Linked DNA regions of Homo sapiens: region 1 is linked to region 2. Evidence: chromatin loops called from intact Hi-C (ENCODE). Cell type or tissue: natural killer cell. All regions are shown on one strand. Each heading gives the region's core, and the rest is flanking DNA. Links, peaks and the distances in the headings are about the cores only. Region 1 has its middle 380 kb from the start of CRIM1-DT. Region 2 has its middle 120 kb from the start of CRIM1-DT.

Region 1 (8,925 bases), core at 503-8,502, 270 kb after region 2:
ATCATGGGAGGCTTTGAAGAGAAGGGGAGCTGAATGAATCATAAAAGGATGTGGAGGAGTTTGTCAGGTGGAGAAAGTATGACGTGAAATGCAATGCATGCAGAGAAAAGCATTGTGTATAAAAATGGGAAGCCTGAAACACTCTGGTACTTTCGGGTAACAGGACGTAAACATGATGAGATGCTGGGGAGTGGCCTCAAAGATCAAGGAATTCAGCCACATAAGAGACAAATCAAAGAAGTCCTTGTAATCTATTTTAAGGACTTCTTAATAGATTAATAGATTGTTGTTAAAAATAACAGTTAATCTGCATAAACTTTAACCTTGATTGGGCCTTATACTGACTTAGAAAACCAACTAACTCTGTAATATACTCCACAGTGTAAATAGAATAGACAAAAGAATAGACAATTGAAGGAGTTCTCTCTACTTGATGTATTTACTCTCTTACCTTCCATTCACTTCTCCTACTCTCATTTGGCCCTGCCTTTGCTACATCACCACAATCATTTGGGTCAAGAATGACCTTTATCTATAAATTAAATGCCCACATTTCAGTCCTTTTCTTGTTTGGTCATTTGGGAACATTTAACATTATAAGCTACTAACTGCTCCTTTAAGCGCTCTCTTCTCTTGTCTTCCAAAGATCTCACTCCCCTGATTTTCCTTCTGTTTCTCTGGTCTCTCATTTCAGTCTACTTTGAGAGCTCCTATTCTATTTAACTTTTAAATGTTGGTACTTCTTGGGGTTTTAGGTCCTTTTCTCTTTTTATCATGTCCTCTTTTTTTGGGTAGAGCCCATCTACTTCCATGGTTTTAAATTATAATTAATATCTATATGCAAGTGATTTCTAAATCTTCAACTCCATCAAACATTTTTCTTGTGACATTCATCTTAGCATATTTTCCTGAACATCTCTACTTGGCTATTCAATACCGCAGTCTCAACATGATCAAACATGAAGCCATCATCTTCCCATATCTGTTCTTCTTTTCTCTTAAATAATATGTCTGTTCACTCCACTGTTCAAGCCTGAAAACTGCCATTTAAACCTCCCTATATGTTCCACAGCTGTGCCTATTAATTATACCTCCTAAGTATTTATCTAATCTCTTTGTCTCTCTACAGTGCCACTGCCATTAGACAAGTGCCTGGCTTATCACTGTAGCTTCCCCATCTCCAGCCATCATGCTGACAGTGACTTTAAAAAAATGCAACTTAATCATGTCGCTCTATGGGCAAAATCCTTTGGTGGTTCTACATTTTCTCTGTGATAATGGCTGTTCTTCATGCTAAAATTATCTATCTAGCATATTGCAATCATTAATTTCATTGGCTGTTTATCCAACTAGACAGTAAATTGTTTTCTATAGAATAGAGACAAAGTATTACTAGCCAATGCATACATATGTATGTATGTATGTGTATACACACACACACACACACACACACACACACACACACACACACACATATATATATATATTCAAACCTACTATAATCCCTTAACTGTAATGGTTGCTGTATAGACAAGAATAGAATCTAGAGTATTTACCCTCTCTAATTTTACCGTCTAGCTGGGAGCAAAACAAGATGTAAGGTATATATTAAACCAAGACCATTCAGGAAGTAAACTGTGTAGCAGTGCCTGTAAGTGAAGAGATGAGAAGAAATCCAAACTAACATATTTGAAGAAATATCACCAGAGGTGGGATTGGAGTTGGGTCTTGGAAAATAAATAGTGTCTGAAAACATGAAAGAAGAATACAGTTGATTTCAAAAGTGAGGAATAATGTGTGGAAAAAAAAGAGTATTCAAATAGGAAGACAGGAAGTCAAATTGTCTGTTTCCAGATGACAAGATTGTATAATTTAGAAAACCCCATCGTCTCAGCCCAAAATCTCCTTAAGCTGATAAGCAATAAAAAATAAATAATTTTTAAAATAAATAAATTATCTTTCAAAGCAAATTTCTTACCCATAGTTAGGATAATGCTCTTGCTATATATCTCTAGAATAACCTTTAAATAACTTTAAAATAAATGATTCATTTTTGTTAGAGGCAATAAAATAAAATGAGATATTTAACATTTAATTTACAGTTCTACATGCATTTTCAGATTCTGCTTTACTGTGAGGACTGTTACTATAGTAAAATAAACCCTAATGTAAAGAATGTGATGGGGTCATGTGTGTGTGTGTGTGTGTGTGTGTGTGTGTGTATATATATATATATATATATAAAATTAAATAATCTGGTATAATCTAGAATTCATTTTTTAAAAGAGATCAGAAAAATGCTGCTTGAAACAGGTGTAAACCATGGATGATAAAGTTCTTTGTTGCCCAGGGATGTTAAATGGATTACACAGTAATGTGAAAGTGCCAATCCTATAGTTAAGGTTGAAAAAGTCATTTCCATTTAAAATTTCTATTTCTTATATGTATATATTTTAAAGTCTTGTTTGCTGAAATTTTTCATGCTTCATCTAAATTTTAGCCACATATTGTGAGGTTACAGAAAACTTCATTTGGCCAATTCTGAGGCATCTAAATGTGTCCACAAGGGATTCGGCATCAAGCCTGATGCAACTTACCTATTTATATTCATACATGTTAATGTGGGATCCCTCCCTCCCTACAATATAATTTAGCTCTTACTGTGTGCATAATTTTATATTTTGCTATTTAAAACGCATGGTCATGATCATTTTGCCATTTTATTAAATATTAAATATTATTAAATATTAAGTTTTAGATGTTTAATGATGATATTTTTATTATTTTTTATGGTTAATTACATCATTTCAGTTTTGTTTTGGTTTCTTTTTGCTATTATAATTAACTCTGTGAATAAAACACCTGTTGTAACAACGTCATTAAGTGCCTTGGAAATTCAGTGCTTAAACAATGACTGGCAGGTGTCCAGCTATGACTGCACAGGAACTTTGTCTCTGATGGGACAACACCAAGGCATGACTTCAACTCCTGAGTTTCCCTGAAGAATCAGCTGACGCTTGCCTGGAACGTTCCCTGAAATCGCACCCTTACTTGGCTTCCTCTCTTTTTCTCCTTCTACTTCCTTCACTTGTTTACCACTTTCCCATGGGAGCATTTCCTTGATAAATCACTGGCAATAAATCCCTGCCTGGGGTCTGCTTCTGGGAAAACTGCCCTAAGACATCTTTTCATAAACTTATGATTATTCTCATAAGATAATGTCTTAGAATTATTCAATCACAAGGTCTACACCTTTTTAAAGTGTTTGATAGATACTGCCTATTTGCTCTCTGGAAAAGTTGTATGAACTTAAGTTCCTGCCATCAACATACACATGCTCCTTCCATAGCACCCTCTGGAGTATTATCAATTATCATTCGAATAAATCCTTGTCTTGTTAATAAGTATATTTTATTTTCAGAATTATTTTGGGGGCTCTTTGCTGAGAAGCTTCTGAAAAGAATTTGGTCAAACTTTTCTGAGATTGTGAATGGTTACAGTATGATGCTTCTACCATTCCTGGGAACAAAAGGCTTCATCTTGTCTGGAGGTAGAGGTGGGCCCCTAGTGGCCATATATGTGCTATGTGGAGACTCTGATCCCATGTTATATCTAATGGGACTTGGAGTAGACATCTGATTAATTTGGGTCCATTGGATCCTCTTTTTGTGAATATGAAACTGAGAGTTAAAGCCAGAAAGTCTAAAAAGCCACAGAGACCAGAAAATGTAGGGAGTGGGACTATATTTATAGCAGCAACCTAAAAAGGAGATCCGCCAGTTCACATGTAACAATGGACTGGAATAGTGGGCTTAAAAATGGATTCATGCTCAAATATGAAAGTATGATAATTAAAGGAACTGGTGTGGCTGAACAGAGAGTAAAAAAGGGACTCCTCAATAAATGATACTGGGAATACTGTTGAATGGAAAGGTGAATATGAATCTCTACTTCATAACATACACAAACATCAAATTCAATTGGAACAATAACAAATAACAGAAGTAAAATTGTAAAACTTCAGAAAAGAACAAGGGAGAATAAAGGCACATCCTTGCAGTATAGAGGAATTTTTATACAAGACACAAAGAGCTCTTATGATAAGGAAAAGACTGAGAAATTTGCTTATATTCAAATGAAAAACTTCTGGTCTTCAAAAGTGACCATTGAGAGAAAGAGATAAGCCAAGCTATTTGATAAACATCATAACCAAGATATTATTAATACCCATACTATATAAAGAATGCCTATAAATTTAAAAAGGCAACATTGTAGAAAAATGGGCAATAAGTATATATAGATACTTTTTGCTAGGGGAAATATGCATGACCCACAAACATATGAAAATATGCTTAGCCTCCTTAGTAGTCAGGGAAAGGCAGATTAAGTACAATAAAATAAGATTTTCATCCACCATAGTGGCTAAAATTTATAAGTTGGATAGAACTAAATATTGATAAGTATGTTGAGCAATGGAAACTCTCATGGGCTGTGTTTCAGAGTGTATTGAAAAGAGCTCTTTGAAAACCTATTTGAAATTATCTTTTAAGTTTTAAAATTTCCATACCAAAGACTTCGAAAATTTCACTTGTAGATACACAGAGCTTACAGAAACAGGGGCACGTGTATACCTGACGATGTGTATAACACCACCCTGTGCAAAATTTTTGTAATAGCAAAAAAGTGGAAGCAGCGCAAATGTTCATCAGCAGTAAGATGGCCATACTATATTTTAGTATATTCATATGTTGATAGATCATAGAAAATGAAGCCACAGCTACATGCATCAGCACATATGAATATCAAAAATAGTGTTTAGTATAAAAGCATAGACTATACACAGTAAACATGTCAGCTGGAAATTAAAAGTAAAAGAACACATATATGTGTTCACGTATAACACACACAACTAGAAAGACAAGTAAAACAGTAATAATTAACACCAAAAATTAAGATTGCGATTAAATCAACCTAAAGAGCCTGAGCAGAATAGTCATACTGCCGGGCTGAGGAAGTAGAGGATTAAAGTTCCAGTCTGCTGAAACTGCAGGTATGGAACAGCATACCTAAGGAGAGGAGCTGAACGGTGAGGAAAATCCAGAAGTTTGTGGGAGTTCCTCATATATAATTGGCCAAGGATTGAGCTGCACATATGCAGGGCAGTATTCACAAGACCTAGAAGAGATTTCCTGCTTCAAGGCTGAGAGCTAGAAGAGGTCAACTCATATTAGAGGTCATGCAGTTTAGGAAGACATTGGAGAAAACCCTGTTCCAAGCTGCAGACAGCTAACTTCTTGTTGTATATTCACATGGTCAAGAGCAGAGCAAGAGAGCTCTCAGGCATCTCTTTAACAAAGGCATTAATCCCATTCACGAGGGCTCCACCCTCATGACTTAAATTACATGCTAAAGGCTCTGCCTCCCAATATCATCACACTTGTTGTTAGGATTTCAACATACAATTTTGAGGGGACATAAACATGCAGTCAATAACAAAAATAATAGACCAAAATACAATCATATCAATAATATTAAATGAAAATGGACTAAAAACTCCAACTGAAAGGCATAGGTTGTCAGACTAGATAAGTATCAAGAATGAGCTCTAAGCCATCAACAAGAGAGATATTTCTGTTTAAAGTAAAAATTCAGAAAGCTTTATTTATTCCGCTGTTCAGTCTCTGCTTTCAAGATATTGCCTTAAAATTAAATCATCTTTATCTACCCTTAGCTATATTAATACAACTTTTAAGTTACGCCTCTCATTCCATCCTCTTTGAACTATATTACCATGATACTCCCAAATACACACTTTTAAGTTAGTTGTCACCTTAGATGAAACATACCCAAGGGTGACTTCATCATTCTACCCATAAGACAAATTTCCCCTCTCAATTATTTTCTGTTAATAAAATTATCATTTTTGCTAATTTTCTAAGTTCAAAACCCTGAATTCAACTTATATTCCATCATCTTTTAATGACTAAATCACATTGCGTTTTTTTCAAAATGTCTCTTTTCACAGCCACAACCATTTACATTATTATTATTACCTGTGTTTCATAGAGTAGCTACGAAGTGTTTAAGCAAAGATAAGGTTATTTGTATGTGCTTATTCTGCACACATTTTAATTTTTACTCATGCTCATCTTGGCATTTTTTCTATGTTAATGGACGGAAGTCATTAAAAGAGCTCCTGATAACTGTTATTAGATTTTTACTTGATTTCCACTGAAATTCAAACTCACAGAGTTTGTAGTCACTTGGTGCTGGAACTCCCATAAAATATTTATTATGGAAAAAACATTATACCAGCATAAGAAGAAACACAAATGTATCTCCAATTCCTTTGTACTTGAAAATTACACTGTTTAAATTATAAACTTTAAGAGATAAATTTTTGTATTCTGCTTCCAAGTTAACCATATATTTTGTTTCTCTTAAAAGGTCTCTGTACTTTATTTTTAACTTCTATATTTCATCAAGTCAGTGTAACATGATTTAAACTGTCCCTCATTGTTAAATATTGGGGCTCTTTAATAATTTTTTTTCTATCACACATAATTCTGCAATGCTTATTTTCTGCATACTTTATTTATTATGATTAATATTAAGTAAACTCTCAAGAATTAGATTGCTGAGTCAAAGAATACAGACATTTTTTATGATTCTTGATTATATTTTACCCAAATTATTTCCAAATGTGTTGCAATCACTTTTGAACTGGCCTAAAGCAATGTGTCTTGAATGCCACTCTGATTAATTCTTTTCTATAATAATTTATTTTGAAATGATTTTGAACAAACAGAAAAGTTGCAAGTTTAGAACAAAGAACTATATCCTCCCTGCCCCTCCATCCAGGTTTCTTAGCTATTACTATTTCATTGCAGCTGCTTCATCACTTTCTCACTTTCTCCATTATCATTTGTTATTTTTTTAGAGTATGTTTGAGAGCAAGTTGTACTCTTAATGCCCCATTGTCCCTAAACACTCCAAAACAAAGTACATGACCACATACCTATTTCCAAGTCAGGAAATGAACATTGATACAACACTACCCTCAAATCCACAGACACCATTCAAATTCTATCAAGTGATCTAAAACGGTTCTTTTTTCTTTATGTTCCAGAATCTTATCCAAGAACAAACACTGTATTTGGTCATGATTTATTTTCAGTCTCTTCTGTCTTGGAGCAGGTCTCAATATTTTCCTGGATTTCATATCATTGATAGTTTTAAAAAGCACAAGCCTTACATTCTGTAAGATGACATTCATCTTTGGTCCATTTAATGTTTCCTAATGACCAAACTCAGATTCAGGTAATTATTTTTGGCACGAATACCACAATAACGAAGCTATGCTTTTCTTAGTACAACTCAGCAGAGAAGAGAAAGTCTTTTCAGCACATGGAACAGTTGGATACACATATGCAAAAAGATGAGCTTCAACCTTTACCTCACACCATACACCAAAAGTAATTTGAGATTGAAAATGAACATAAAAGCAAAACTACAAAGCCTCTAGAAGAAAACACAGGAGAATGTGTTTGTGAATGGAGTGGGCAAAGATTTCTTAGGACACAGAAAGCAAACATCATAAAAATAAATAATAAACTAGATACTATTAAAATTTAAAACTTTGGTTCATAATAGAGATAGCTTTAAGAAAATAGAACAGGCACTGTGATAAAACATTCATAAAATGTTTATCTGACATGACAAAAACAGCAAGAAAAAATTGACAAAAGACCAATAAGCATTTTGCATCACAAAGACATGAATGACAAACACATGAAAAGCATTCAATATCGTTGTTCATCATTCAAATAAAAACACTAAAATGAGATACTACTACACATCCATTAGTAAAGATTCAGTAAAAAAGACTGGTATTAGCTAATATTGTGGAGGATGCAGAGCTATCAGAACCGCCATTTTTTTTCTTGGAAGTGTTAAAATCTTAAACAGTTTATAAATATTACCTTTAAGAATTTGCAATAAAAAACAACAATAACAACATTTTATGTCAGCTTGGGAAATATGATTGTATTAAAAATTGTTAATTTTTTTAAGTATGGTAAAAATCCTGCAGTTATATAAGAAAATATCCTTATGTTTTGGGGACATATACTGAAGCGTATAAGAGGAGTAAAATGTCATGATGTCTAGATTTCTTTAATAATTCATCAATAAAAAAATAGATTCAGTTAACATGTTAAAATGTTATTAATTAAAAATCTAGGTAATGAGTATATCAGGAGTTTGTTATACTATTGTTTGTACTTTTGAATTTCTCATAAGAAAAATTAAAATTTAAAAGAGAAAAATTAAATCAGGATAACATGATAGAAAATGATAGGTTCTATTTGCTGTTTCTTATAAGGTAATCAGAGAAGGTATCCTTGATAAAGTGACATCTGAGCAGACACCAGAATCAAGTGAGGTAGCAAGCCAGCTCTGTTTTGGAAGAAAGCACATTCCCGGCAGAGTACGAGTTGAGAGGACCTGAGGTGGAAATGTGCTTGGCATGTTCATGGCTCACTTGTGCATTTTCAGACAGTTGTCAAGATAGCAGGGGGCTCCTTGGTCTCACACAGTCAGATATACATGTGTGGAAGTTGGCTGAGGCTATTAATCTTTCATCCCCTACTAGTCTAGACCAGAATTTTTTAAATGATCAATTTTCAAAATTTTTGGTTCCAGGCTCCTTTAGCCTCTTAAAAATGATTGAGGATATCAGAGAACTTTATTCTGTGTGAGCTATATTAATCAATATATATTACATGTATTGGAAATTAAACTGACAAAAGTTAAAAACATCCAATAATAATAAACTCATGGAATATTAGCATAAATAACATTATATGAAAAAATCGTATATTTTCTAAAACAAAAAAAATTTAGCGAGTGGCATTGTTTTAAATT
Region 2 (8,925 bases), core at 297-8,296:
AGGCTGAGGCAGGAGAATCGCTTAAACCCAGGAGGCGGAGGGTGCAGTGAGCCAAGATTGCACCACTGCACTCCAGCTTGGGCAAAAGAACAAGACTCCATCTCAAAAAGAAGAAGAAGAAGAAGAAAAAAAGAAGTTACCTGTACTCATATGTTTATCACAGCACTATTCACAATAGTAAAGGTATGGAATCAACCTGTGTCTCCAAATGGAGGATTAGATAAAGAAAATTGGGCATATGTATACCTTGGAATAGTACTCAGCCATAAAAATGAAATGTCTTTAGCAGCAATATGGATGGAACTGCAGACCATTATGCTAAGTGAAATAACTCAGAAACAGGAAGTCAAATACCCCATGTTCTCACTTGTAAGTGGGAGCTAAACAATGGGAACACATGGACATACAGAATGGAATAATAGACATTAGCGACTCTAAAATGTGGGATAGTGGGAGTGGGGAAAGGGCTGATAAGTTACCTATTGGGTACAATGTTCACTATTCGGGTGATGGGTATACAAAAGGCCCAGACCTCACCACTATGCAATATATGCATGTTAGAAATCTGTACTTGCACCTCCTAAATATATAAAAATTACAGGAAAATTAAAATAAGCTTATACATGTGTAGGTAGCAACTAATTGACCTATACAAGAAATTATTTTATTTTATGAAATAATGATCACTAGTTGGAGACTTAAATGTGTTTATTTTAAAAGCTTTACTATTAATCTCAATCAAATCTCATCTTCTCCTCAGCTGTTGCCGTGGAAGCTGGATGTGAAGGAGGTGGGGGCTGAGGCCTGGTGCTTAGTCCCCTCTCCCCTAAGTCCTTTCCTGGGCATTGACTTCTGTGGCGTGGTAGGCAAGATGGAAGCAAGCATATGGGGAGGCAGAAGTGTTTTTACTTGACTGCCCATGTGTGGTGGTTTCACATCTTCCCTTAGGCCAATCTGGTTCCAGCTGAGGATGTTGATAGTATCTGCTGGCATTAAGGTTTCCAACCAGATGGTGTGCTTGGTCTTCACTGGGTGGCATTTATCATTGCCCCAGCCTTCCTTATCACTGAAACATTCCCTCAAGGAATAGCCATGTATCCCTTCACTTCTCCAGCAGTACACTTCTTTGGATTAGACATCCTATCTATTGGCTCAGAAACTGCCAGGGTATTCTCAGCTCATTTCTGTACTGTATTCTATGAAAGTGGAATGCTTTTCCACATGCTCTGAGGGCTGTGAAGAGCTGGGAAAGGCTGCCTAGGAATGCCAAACCCTTTAATTTCCACTGGCATGGGCTGCTCCAGTGGTCTCTATCCCTTGTAAGTCTCTAAGGAGCCAGAAATAGGCAGCCTGCTTTATATTCAAGAATGACCTATAAACTTTAAGATAAACCTCTGAAGCACTTACTTCCTCCTGTCCACAGTTGGGGAAACAGACCAAAAAATAACACCAACATACCTTCAGAGTTCTAGAACTCTCTCCTAAGGATCCCTTAGCATGCTCCTCCCTGGGGTGTTGCCAGCATGGACCTAGGGGTACTGCAGCTCAGCAAGCCCCCAGCCAGGGAGCCAGTTGTCAGTAACTCCATCTTTCTGGAACCTCCAGGCTTCACAGATAATTATATTGGCTTCTCACAGGGGAGCATCTCTTATTCCTTTATCTTCTTTTCATAAACCCTGTAGTACCCACCTCATCTGGCCCCATGGTTGACTTTTTTTTTGATGTGGGGATTGGTGGAGGGTTGAACAGTCAGTGGAAATTCTGCACTGGGTCGGCCTCTCAACAAGTCTTTCAAGGAGGTGTTGGTTCCAGTTCCAACTGAGAACAACTTCTTGTCATTATGGGATAACTTGCCTTTTCTTCAAAACAGCATGGAAAATCTCACTCTACCTGTAAATCAGAGACTATATTTGTCCTTAATCCTCAACATGTTACTAAATGCTTTTCAAATAATAGAAACTCAATAAACATTTGTTAAAGAAGAAAGACAAGGGCAGTTTGAGTAAGTTTAACTTTATTTTCAAAAAAATTTAAGAAGCTTCCAAGAGAGATGGATACTTTCTGATAGAAAAGAAGGCTATATAGAGGTTACAATGGATTTATGAGAAAAAATCTGGTTCAAGTAATCTGACATAATTCCTTGCTGACATTCTCTGATGAAAATTAATGATTGGAAGATGATGTATTAAGATATTATATGCAATTTAACTCAGGCAAAGTTGTGTATTATATAAAATAGTAGAGAAAAGGGATTTGAGAATCAGTATGAAAGCAGACAGCCAACAAAGAGAAACAAATAGGCTTTAGACTGTGCCTGTAAAGGATGAAGATAGCAACCATTTCAGTTTGTGTCTTTTTGTCTTTTAAAAACTCATTTGACTTTTTATTTGACTGACCTGACCAAATTTCCATGTTGTTTTGGAGCCATGGAAACAGAGTCATGATGTGCTATTGAATGAGACAAAATAAATACAGACGGGCTTAGGTGTTAATGAAATTTTTTATGTTTCATATGATTATTTGTGGGATTAGCTTGTATAATATAATTACTAGTTCACATTTCCTTTAAAGTCTCTCATGATTTTTTTTTCAGATGGAGAATTATATTTGGAGTATGGCAGATTTTAGAAAAATTTGTAAAGAAGGAATTATCAGTTTCTGCTTACTGTAGATACCCATGCCCTCCTAAATTTGGAGAGATCCTCACTCCATTTTGGAAGCATTCCCTTCTGAAATTGTCATGTATTGACTCTTCACTATCTCTCCCGGTAGACGTGGTAAGCTGCTTGAAGACTACATCCTATTTGTCTTTGCGTTAGCAGCAATGATCACAGAGTGTAGGACATAATAGGTACACAATAATGGTTTAATGCATGAATAAATAGTTATCAGGAGCCCCTGCACCAGTCTTACAATCCCAGCCCTGGTATTTCATATATTGGTGTAAAATCCTAGTTACCCAAATGCTTCTGAAATTGCTTGTTTCTTCCTAACCCATGATAAGATCACTCAGTTCTTTACTGATAGATGACTTCCCAATTTCCATTAGGATTTTCTCTGAAATGCATCTTGCTTGCTGGGGCACTGCTAACTTCCCAGGCCTTGCAGGCCTATTATCCAGAGACTAAACCTTGCTCCCACAGAGACCTCCATCACTAGCCTGAACTCTCTGGGGTTAAATAACCCTTCAGATTATGTTCCAGGGTTATTAGCGATACGAGAGTCTAAGCAAGTACTCTTCATTTATTTTCCTCCAATCCTGCCTACATTTATCTAACAAATTGAAAATATTATTCTTTCCTTTTGCTTATTGTACCTCTGGAAAATCTGCCAGGAAGAATTTAATAGACATTAGACTGGGGTTCATCCTTTAACAGCATAATATTTATTTCTTCACCTGAAGGTTAAGAGGGTTTAATCTTCAGAAAGAACTATTAGTTTCTACCTCCTGCAGTACAGTTGGGAAGAGGTTTCAATTCTAATCTGGGAAAGTTAAATGATGGGAATGGGTGCTGGTCATATTTCTTTAAGGATGGGCTAAGGGACTCGTACCCAGAAAAAAAAGTCTCATAAAAGTAGGTTAGAGTTCCAAGTGTTCTAGCTCTTTCAACATATGTCATGCTGCTGCCTGGGCACATATTCTTCTGATATCAAAACTGATAGTAATGTCAAAGATACAATGTGTTTTTGTGGAGGAGAACAGTGAGTGAAGTTTGGGTAACAGGTGTAGGGATTCAAGTCAGAGGAATAAGAGAATGCCACTTATGCCTCTTAAGCTGTAGCCCAAGCTTAGTAATAATCTCCTTTGAGTGTGTGTGTGTGTGTGTGTGTGTGTGTGTGTGTGTGTATCCATAATTTGAACAGTCCCAGGGTGTGCTGTGGCTTTATTGGGGAACCAGAAATGCCGAGCCCTTTTCTTGAGGTTAAGAGCTGCTGCAGAGCTGTTGGCCTCAGATAATGTTCTGATCTGGGAGACAGAGAGGACCTTCTGCTTTCACACCCAGGATCTCATTTAGAGAGTAATGTTCAGTTTCACCCCAACAATGTGCTCATTGCTGCGATTTCCAGCACTATTAATATTAAGGAACTTGTGTTTGGGGGTGGGGTTGGGGAGGGAGGAAAATAATTGGCAGGCTGAATATGCTGATCTTTTCACACACTCCTCTTTTGCTTCCTCTCTGCGGCTGCAGTTGGGTTTGCTTGCTGTCTCCACCGAGCTGACGTGTGATGTCTGCAGCGCGAGTCAAAGCCACCTCGCAAAGGCAGCCGTGTTCCCTGCCTTGACATCTCATCCCTCGTCCTTACTCAGATCTCGTCAGCCTACACGGTCTGCTCCTCCAACAGCTAATAGCGAAATGACTGCGGGGAAGGCAATGACAGCAATCGCTGTTCAGCATTTATTTTACCTTTGATTTTTTGCTGCACATAAAATTCCAGGCCTGAGCTGCGGGGCAGACATAGAGGAGAGTGCGGGGGCTTGGAAGAAGGTGGGACTCTGAAATCTGCCCCTCCTCCCCCTTCAGTACAACGTAATGTGAGCTGAGTGGTCTCTGGCAATGATTTAATGCCTCCTTTGGACATTTGCCGGTTAACATAGCAAGATTGACAGTGTGCATCGTGAGTTGTATGTAGCTACCAAGGCTCAGAGGCTGTATATTTCCCTATCCTGCATGTCATTCCTGAGACCTTTTATAAATTCAGAGGCAGGACAGCAAGCTAGGCTCCTACCATCATCTGTGTTCTTGCTTCTTTATTGTTCTCAGTACCAAATGATATTCCACAGCACCTGCTCATACTGCTTAGTGCCATATAAGGAGAACCAGGTAGGAACACATGCTGCCCTGCCCTCCAGGAGCTTGCAGTTTAAGGCAAATACCCAGACAGAGACAAATGTTATTTCTGAATCTTTTTCCTCTCTGTTACTTGGCAAACAGCTAGTGATATGGTTTGGCTCTGTGTCCCCACCCAAATCTCGTCTTGACTTGTAGCTCCCATAATTCCCTTGTGTTATGGGAGGGACTTGGTGGGAGATGATTGAATCATGGGGGCAGTTTCCCCCATACTGTTCTCATGGTAGTGAATAAGTCTCACGAGATCTGATGGTTTTATAAGGGGTTTCCCTTTTCTCTTTGCTCTCATTCTGTCTTGTCTGCTGCCATGTAAGATGTGCCTTTTGCTTTCCACTATGATTGTGAGGCCTCCCCAGCCACATGGAACTATGAGTCCATGAAACCTCCTCTTCTTCATAAATTACCCAGTGTCAGGTATGTATGTATTAGCAATGTGAAGATGGACTAATACAGCTAGCCATAGTGGACATATTACACAAACTTCATACTCAAGAGCTTCATCCCAGTCCTGTCTTGGTCATTTAATAGCTTTGTGACTTTGGGCAACTCATTTAACTCTTTCGAGTCCCAACTTCCTTATCTGTAAAGCTGTACAACAATGAAGCCTATGTCCTGGTGTTGCTGCGAGATTAGACATAGTGTTTAAAAACCAAGCTGGCCTACAGGAAGAGTTTAATTTCTGGTAGTTGACATTTTGGAGAGTGAATCTAATGATAAGTGCATGGGCATCGTCACATTTCCCGTGATGTGTATGGATGGATTTGGAGCTCTGAATAAGTACAAAGGAATTGTTTTTGAAACGTGTCACTTCACATTGCCAGTTCTCTCTTCCTCCTCATCTGTATTTTTTCCTGTTATTGAACCAATTCATGGAGCTAGCATGGAATTTCTATTAACTTACTCCACATAGATATGACGCTATCTGGATAGGTTAGCCTGAACATAATTTCTCAATTAACTAAATTCTGCTTCTAAGCGATTTACAGCATAGTGGTCTTTTCATTCATTCCCTTCAACTTGGGGTAGTAATGGATGCAGTTATTGCATTGAGCACTCACGGAGAGTGGTCTACATGGATACCATTTTTCTTTTAACAAATAATTTGCCTTTAAATATAATGTTCTATGGTGCGGTTATGTATGTAATAATTTGTTGATAATTTTTTATTCATATATACTAGGATCATCCATTATAATCTAATTGAAAAACACTGTTACAGAGCAAATGACAATTACGTTTGATCCTTTTGTTTAACCAGTTAGTATAAGCATAGCTTATACTGGATATAGTTCACATGGAATGATTGATAGGTGAGGTGAGATTATTTTATATCAAATCTTGTAACCAATCTTGTAACTCCACAGGCCAATTTTCTATTACAGGCTTGGGTAGACGCTCCTGCAATTTTTTTCTGAGAAGAAAATGATCCTGTTAATGTAGTCTTTTTGTTCTTGCCTTTAGACAATCATCTAACAGTTTTTTATACTCATATAGCTCTTTGTATTTTTCAAAGTCCTTTCTCTTGAATTCCGTGATATGGATCCCATTTCTGGTTTCCATCTCCTTACCACCATATATAAAGATAAATGCCAACTGCCCAACGACGTGAGGGAAAAGTGGGGATAATTCTTTGGAATGTTAAGCATTATTCCTTCAGGGCTTGACAATCCAGCATACTGTGAAAGCATAGGGCCATTTTTGGAAGAAGAGAAGGAAGATGGAATTTACAGTCTTGGAATCCTTTCAGCATTCTACAGTGTAAAGTGTGTGTGTGTGTGTGTGTGTGTGCACGTGCACACATATGGGAGGGATTTCTTGGTTACGTTAATAATTTATGACATCCTGTGTTATTTGCCAGTGGATTTATGAGTTACTGCAACAAGATTATAAGCAACTCGAGGTCAGAGAATCTTTTTTACAGCTTTATAGGTCTCAAAATGCTTAGCATAGTTCAGGGAAATTGTAAGTATACTGTGGATTCTTGCTGAATGGAATTGAAAGGTACTTTCTGCTTCTCACGCCTACCTAACATTAGATTGCGTGAAGTCAGTGCAAGGGGACTTGCTCATTATGCCTGCTCTGTGGATAGTAAAGCAAATGCTTACTAGAAGGAGGGTCAATAAGATACAAAAAAATTCAGGTTGGAATAAATGGACCATGCCCTTTTTTGATACCTAATGACTCCAAATTACTTTTAGCAATGAAAGCTCATTAACTTTTTCACAAAGTGGTAATGTGAAACCTGTTCCAAAATATGTGAATTGCTTTAAAATAATGTCTCATAGAAGTTAAATTGAAAACAAGAAAAATTCCTGAGACAGAGCTGATGTCTATTGCATGGTAGTACAGAGCCATTTGGGAACTATTTTAAGAATGGAGACCCTCCTAACCAAAGTCAGGGTTGGGGATAAATGGAACTGGCAGTCACCCATGATATGCTCAAGAAACACACTGTGCAACTGAGATTTGAGAATTTTTGCTGCAGCCTTACCGCTGCTGATGCTAGCCCTTAGTGACTAAAGGGTGCGGATAAGCAAGGTGCTGTAGAAGAAATGGACCAAGAATTTGAAAATAAACACAATAGCTCATTAGTAAATATACCATGTCCCTACTTATTGGACCAAATTCTCCTCTTTGAGCCAAGGATGGTCATGGAAATTGTGGTTTCTCTTGAGGTCAGGTGATTTGTTCATTTGGTGCTTCTTGAGTTTCTCTGAGGTTGTCTGGGATAAGCCTGATCACCTGGTAGGATTTTCTTGAAGGAGTTGTCATGGAGTGAACAATGGACATACAGATTAGTTGCCCATTTCAGAGGGTTTAGTAGGAATTGGCAATATCATTGACATTTGGTTCTTGGTTCTACCTCTCCTTATGCTTTTCTCATGACTAAATAATGGAAGACTTGCTTTTCTGACACTGTTTACCAGCACCTAACTGCCAGGCAGACAGATTCTGCTCTTGTATGAGGAAAGAGTGTGGTTATGGAGATTGGTGTGAAACAGTAAAGTGTGACATGTTTATGACTAAAAACACATGTTGGCAATGCCATCTCCAGAGTGGGAAAGTTTTATTTTATAATTTCCACAATTCAAAAGACTGGTGATTTTTACTCTAAGTTTTAATTTATTGTGGCTCTACGCCTGTTTGTAAAATGCTGGCCCTCTGGGAAGTATATTTTGATGCCTACAGATAGCTAACAACCAGAATTCATAATTTTCTAACTAGAGTTTTAAAACCCCTATATTTGTAATAGTCTTATGATGAAACAATGTACTGAAGAAATCAAGGACTTTGCGACTTCAGGAATGGGGAATATCAATGAAGGTTTAGTAATGCTATAAAATGGAGCCCTTTTGTTGGGATCTCTTTATTTGCTTGTTCATCTCTGTACATGCATTTGGCAAAATTTGCCTCTTTAGCTTAAATATTGTCTCAGCATACATTTAAAAAAATTGTGTACTCTTGAAGCTCATTATAAATACCAAATTTTGACTCAAAATATAATTCACTAAAATATAATAGTTTTAACATTATTCTATTTAAAACCTTTTCCTCCTCACATTTTATAGATTTTTCTAAAGTTGCAACTATTTAACATAAAACAACAACCTAAAAAATTCTACTTAGAAGATCTAAGATCTTTTATCATACCATTTATTTTACTGAGGTTATTTCCTAATAGTTCTTATTTTTAACATTTATTTTGAGTGTCAGATTTCATTATATCTCAGCCATTCCATGTATGCCTCCCCCATAGAGAAATAATAACCTGATTCATAAATGGTAAACAGTAAATTCATACATGAAAATATAAAGATAAATTATTATTTCTAAAGTTGAATAATATTAATACATTTGGCCTCAAGAATTCATGTTTCTGCAAGGACTTTATGGGTAATAGGTGTGAACCCAGTTGCAAGGATGTGGTTGAAAAGGCCTCTGCCAGTATACTAAAAATTTGCTAAGAGGGTAGATCTTATGCTAGGTGTTCTTAACACACATAAACACATACAAATACTAAAAAAATAAAAAGGGCAGGAGGAAACTTTGTTGATAGTTTCACTGGTGTATACTT

What was found. A loop is a pair of places that touch in the nucleus more often than their neighbours do. Peaks named below come from ENCODE experiments on the same cell type or tissue, not always from the same donor. Only the 100,000 strongest peaks of a DNase experiment are listed, where the experiment ranks them.
Region 1: it touches region 2 in a loop (2.4-fold over the local background); 5 of 110 quality-filtered maps call a loop at or near these places.

The regions. Positions count from the first base shown.
Region 1 is chr2:35,967,968-35,976,892 of GRCh38, reverse strand. No RefSeq gene overlaps it. Among named protein-coding and RNA genes, the nearest start is that of CRIM1-DT, 380 kb to the left of the region's middle. In natural killer cell, for the core only: CTCF peaks have their summits at 3,150, 3,349 and 3,549; a DNase peak (open chromatin) is centred at 3,552.
Region 2 is chr2:36,235,946-36,244,870 of GRCh38, reverse strand. No RefSeq gene overlaps it. Among named protein-coding and RNA genes, the nearest start is that of CRIM1-DT, 120 kb to the left of the region's middle. In natural killer cell, for the core only: no CTCF peak of the experiment used is centred there; a DNase peak (open chromatin) is centred at 4,210; H3K27ac peaks cover 1,884 bases.